Regions from separate parts of the Homo sapiens genome. Here region 2 is linked to region 1. A link is an interaction called in ENCODE POLR2A ChIA-PET data of the cell type or tissue named here. Cell type or tissue: B cell. All regions are shown on one strand. Links, peaks and the distances in the headings refer to the core of each region. The heading gives the core; the rest is flanking DNA. Region 1 overlaps MAP3K5 (mitogen-activated protein kinase kinase kinase 5). Region 2 overlaps BCLAF1 (BCL2 associated transcription factor 1).

Region 1 (2,826 bases), core at 92-2,591:
TCAACCTCATTAGTCATTAGGGAAATACAAATTAAAACCATAACGAAGTACCACTACATACCTATTAGACTGGCTTTAGAAGAAAAACGGACAATACCAAGCGCTGACAAAGATGTTGGACAGCTGAGATGCTCCTCATACTTTGCTGGCGGGAATGCAAAATGTTTGAGTCACTTTGGGAGAGCTTGGCATTTTCTTATTAAGGTAAACATACCCTTACCTATGACCCAGTAATCCTACTCCTAGGTCTTTACTCAAGACAAATGAAAGCATGTGTCTATATAAAGACTTGTACATGAATAGCAACTTTATTCAAAATTGCTCAACCTGGAGACAACCTGAATGTCCTCAAACCTGTGAATGGACATCTATGGATGAATCTCACATGCATTTTGCTAAGTCAAAGAAGCCAAACCCAAAAGGCTACATACTGTATGATTCCATTTATATGACATTCTGGGAAAGGTAAAACTTTAGGGACAGTAAATAAATCAGTGGTTGCCAGGGACTGGGATTTGGGGTGTGGGGAAGACTAACCTCAAAAGGGCAGCATGAGGGAGATTTTTGGAGTGAAGGATCTATTTTGTATCATGACTATGGTGGTATGTACGCATTTTTCAAAGCCCATTAGACTGTACATCAGAGACAAAGAGAATGAATTTTGCTCTATGACAATTAAAAAGTAAATTTAGGAAAGAATAGAAATGTCTTAGAACAAGTCACTTATTTGAATTTGAAATAGAAAAAAGCCAACCTTTTTCTGAGTTACCATACTGTATTACTGTATTTTAAAATTATACCAATAAGCACCTTTCAGTGTTCTTTATAGCATCCAGAAATGGATCTGTTCCTGTTTAGATGTTTAGAGGTAATAAATATACCTTACTTTGCTTGCACCATTTATTTTAAATGTCTAGGCTGGGCACAGTGGCTCATGCTTGTTATCCCAGCACTTTGGGAGGCTGAGGTGGGCAGATTACCTGAGGCCAGGAGTTCAAGACCAGCCTGGCCAACATGGCGAAACCCCATCTCTACTAAAAATACAAAAATTAGCTGGATGTGGTGGTGCACCCTGTAATCCCAGCTACTTGGGAGGCTGAGGTAGGAGAAACACTTGAACCCGGGTGGTGGAGGTTGCAGTGAGCTGAGGTTGTGCCCCTGCACTCCAGCCTGGGAGACAGAGTAAGACTCCATCTCAAAAAAAAAAAAAAAAAAGTCAGTTTCTCTCTTAATCCGAAAACTTTCTGCAGTGTTTTTATTTTATTTTAGCATCTAATTCCACATGTCAGTTCTCTGGAAAAATTTATCCCCTCCTTTCATTACTTTAACTTAGCTAGTATTTTTCTTTGCATGTCTCTTATTTTTCATCAGTAAGTGTTTTATTTGGTTTCTTCCAGCCCCACGTTACACAGCTTCTTGATTTTAAAGCAATGTGATTGACTGCTGAGTGGCTGGCACCTGTGGGAGGAGGAAGCTGTGTGGGTGCAGGAGGCAGCTGGGCTGTGTGGGTAGGATGCAATGACTCACTTTTGTCATGTGTTGATTTTTGATGCAGAAATGTTGAGGACCCCAAAAGAAAACTCTTTATTTGTATTAAAGAGCCCTTAAGTCATTTTTAGCCTTGAGGGGGGAAAAAAAACTTCTGAAGCTCCTTTGACCTGTCTTCCCATTTCATAAACTTCTGTGTCTTTTACCTCCATTTCATCTGATTGATTTCTCATTCACCAAAGTTTAATGCTAATTTCATGCTCATTAGACAAGGTGGACTTTGCACCAAACAGCTTCTCAAGCATCTGCAGTATTTTTATGTGCTGCACTTTGGTTTTATATTCCATCACACAGGTCTTGAATGTTGTTCATTTTATATTTTGATAGATTCCTAAATTGTGAAAGTAATCAATGTTCATAATAGAAATCGTGGGAAATATAGAAGATATAAAATAGAAAAATAAAATAATTCATAATCCCTATAACACAGCTATTACCAACAAAAGTTGGTGTACAACTTTTCAGGTATTTTTTATGCACATGGATATATACATGAATGTAAACATCATAATGCACTCATTATAATGTATACATTATATTTTTAATGTATATGCTATACCTGGCAGTATGTATATTATATTTTACTTTTTATTTTTACTTGATATAGTTTGGATTTATCCCCTGTTGCTAAGTCTTATTCTACTTTTTTCTTTTTCTTTGGTTTCATGATATCCCATTATTTGAAATTATTATATACATATATATCATTATTACATATATACACATACACACGTATATAAACATTTTCTTACTGATAGGTATTTAGACATTTTCCATTATTTTATTGTAAAAAAATATTTTTTCAATGGACGGGTAAATCTATTCACATTTATAATAATTTTCTCAGAGTAAATTCCAAGGAATGGAATTATTGGGTCAGAGTGTACATAATTTTTAGGATTTAAGCCTTCTAGAAAGTTTACACTTGGCTGGGGTGTGGTGGCTCATGCCTGTAATCCCAGCACTTTAGGTGGCTGAGGCAGAAGGATTGCTTGAGGTCAGGAGTTTGAGACCAGCCCGTGCAGCATAGTGATACCTGTGTTTACAAAAAATTTTAAAAAATTAGCCAGGCATGGTGACACATGCCTGTAGTCCCAGCTACTCAGGAGGCTGAGGCTGAAGGATCGCTTGAGCCCAGAATTTTGAGGCTGTGCATATATAGTGAGCTATGATTTTGTCACTGCACTCTAGTATGGGCAACAAACTGAGAACTGTCTGCCTTAAAAAAAAAAAAAAAAAAAGGAAAAAAAAAAGAAAAGAAAGTTTACACTTCCCACA
Region 2 (2,826 bases), core at 294-2,793, 440 kb after region 1:
TATATCTAGTGTTTATTTTCTTTGAACTTCAAAATACCATGACGGAGTAAAGAGATCTGGCAGTTGGGTCTTCTCTGGATATATATATATATATATATATATATATACACACACACACACATATATATGTATATATATATATAAATTAGCCTTTTGGAATTGTTTAGGGAAGTGTTAGCTAAAATGAGCCTTGTACCACTTCTAGGAGTGAATCAGTAGTAATGACTTTCCAGGTCAGAATAGTTTTATGACAGTACTCCAGTTTAGAAGATTGCCATTTTTTTCTCTGGCCACTTGGGGTTTTGATATTTTAAAAACTAAACTTATATGTCCTTTAGAAATCCTTTGTTTTTGTACCCAATCTTGCTTGGCTTTTTGACTTTGCTACTTTTTTAGTGTTTCCCTTAATAGGTTCCGATTCCTCCTTCCTAGGCTGAACCTCAAATCTCTCCCCAGTTGGAGGGCCATGGATATTTTAGGAGACGCTATTCTTGATTCACCAGTTTAATGTTACCATTTCTTCTTTGTATTTCCAGTCTCGTTTTATTTTTAAAATTGGATCTTGGTAAGAGTTACAGATTTCCATTTAAACTTGTTCATGAATTCTTTGAGTGCTGATGTATATTAATCTTGTATTCCTTAGTTTCTGTTCGCCTGGTGCTTTTGACTATCCTTTGCACATACTTGATGTGAATATACATAAAGCTAAACTTTTCAGTATTGGTAACTTGAATATTTTGTGCAAAGTTTATTTACAGATTAATGATAAATTATTTTAGGAAGAATATTGACTTTCAGTAGATAAAAGTTTCATTGCTGACTGTTCTTTTATTTGAATGTAGACGTATCAAGATGCTTTTAGGCACAGAATTTAAAGTTACTATGATGGCTGTTAACGTGGATTTAAAAATCAGTTTCACATGAAACTAAATTGTGTGAAAGGAAGTACCAAAAGAGAATAAGTAGCAGAGCATTAAACTCATATTTTAGATGTTATAAAGTAGAGCATTATGAAAATTAACTACAGATTACCTTTTTTTTTTTTTTTTTTTTTTTTTTGAGATGGGGTCGTGCTGTGTTGCCAAGGCTAGAGTGTGTTGCCAAGGCTAGTCACAGGTGTGATCACAGTGCATTGCAGTGTCAAACTCCTGGGCTCAAGTGATCCTTCTGCATCAGCCTCCCAAGTAGCTGGGACTACAGGCTTGTGCTACCTTGCCCCGCTACCAAGATGGCATTATGTTAGCTACGTTGGAATTTTCTGATGGAACGACATATCATATGTTTTTTAAGGCTCAAATTACTAAAATTAGAATTCAAGTAGTTAAAAAGATGCTGTCAGTTTCATGATACGCTACTGCATTGTGGTTTACAAAAAAGTTGAATTTTAAGCTTTTACGGTTAAAAGTTTCCTATTTCCTGAATTAGTTTTTCCTTCCCTGAAATTGTAAGTGCGTTTATTAGAGTTTATGGCAGTGCCCATTATATGCATTGTAAATAATGGTTATTTAATTTAACATAAATCACAATAATGGTTTTTTTGTCTTTGCTAGGAATTCGAATTTAGAGTTTAATTTCTCAGAGCATTCTCTCCAGGAAGAATTTTTACAGTATCTCAAAGACTTCACTTGACTTCTTGATCCTGCATAAAACCAAGGTAAAAGAGCATTCATTTTTCTAGTTTTCACTTTTGACTTTTTTGAGGAAATGTCACTACTGAATTGATGATTCAGATGGAGTGATTAAAAATGATGTGGTCCGAAGCTTTGTTTTTTGTTTATTTTGGTGGCTTGTATGAAGTAAGTCAGATGTTAAGTTAGTTTTAGGAAAAAGGTTCTTTTTCTGTCTTCTTCCAGGTTGTGCTCCTGCTTTTTCTATTTCTATAAACACATCTACTAAAAGACTCAGGACATACAAGATAGAAAGACTGCTACTTAACCCATTTCCCTAATGTAAACAAGAGGAGATTCATAACTTGTTTCTCTCTACTGTAGTGTTTAGGTAATTCAAATTGATTGCTAATGTGTTAGATGTATTAAGTGAATTAAGTTCATCAACTCATTAAGTCCACTACAAGTCTGTGAAGTAGGTACTGTTATTTTCTTCGTTTTACAGTTGAGGAACAGGCTCAGAGAGCTTAAGGAATTTGAATTCATGTAGTTTAAATGCAGAGACCATGTTCTTAGCTTTTTCCCTGTTTTTGCAGTAGAGCAGAAGATATCAATCCATTTCTTTTGGACTGCTAACTATTTGATAGGCATGCTTTCTTTCCGTTAGTTTTTGAAGTTTCAGGTGTAGCTTAAAGCAAAACGCAAACCTTTAAAAATGAACTTGCTGCTTTAAAAAATGTCCAGGTTCTGGGGAATGCATTCATTTTATAGTTATTTATTAAATACCTGTTGTGCTCGTGTGCCACAAGCCCAGCTACATCCTGGTGACTGAAAAAGCCTACAGAATTCCTGAATCCTTTAACAGAAATTACCATCCAAAAAGCCTCAAGAGCAAAGAACAGAGATTCTGGAGATACAGCACAACACAGCATCTGTAGCTCTTAGTAAAATAGTGTTTTATTTACTGATTAGTACAATGAAAAAGGATGTTGTCTTATTGCTGGACTGGATCTCCAAAATCATTTGCAGCTCTGGTTTCTTTTTATAGTGTGTCTGATTATCTCAGAGTGGGATAAAAATAAATATCTTGAAGTAAATTCGATCAGAATGAATGTAAATTACGTATTTATATTCTTTTAAAAACTTTGGGAGGGACAGAATTTTGAAATCAGATGCAAGAGAATGTCACAGTTCCCCGTGGCCAAGATTCCTTCCTTTA

Evidence for each region. ChIA-PET counts read pairs that join two places held together with the same protein. Peaks named below come from ENCODE experiments on the same cell type or tissue, not always from the same donor. Only the 100,000 strongest peaks of a DNase experiment are listed, where the experiment ranks them.
Region 2: POLR2A ChIA-PET joins it to region 1 with 13 read pairs; 2 of 35 experiments call an interaction of 5 or more read pairs at or near these places.

What each region holds. Positions count from the first base shown.
Region 1 is chr6:136,722,638-136,725,463 of GRCh38, reverse strand. All of the region lies in intron 1 of MAP3K5 (mitogen-activated protein kinase kinase kinase 5), which reads left to right. Among named protein-coding and RNA genes, the nearest start is that of MAP3K5-AS2, 60 kb to the left of the region's middle. RefSeq lists an enhancer at 1,504-1,553. In B cell, for the core only: no CTCF peak of the experiment used is centred there; a DNase peak (open chromatin) is centred at 1,463; H3K27ac peaks cover 430 bases.
Region 2 is chr6:136,281,412-136,284,237 of GRCh38, reverse strand. It overlaps BCLAF1 (BCL2 associated transcription factor 1), which reads left to right. Exons shown (of 13, transcript NM_014739.3): 2 at 1,551-1,654. Among named protein-coding and RNA genes, the nearest start is that of BCLAF1, 7.0 kb to the left of the region's middle. In B cell, for the core only: no CTCF peak of the experiment used is centred there; no DNase peak of the experiment used is centred there; H3K27ac peaks cover 1,318 bases.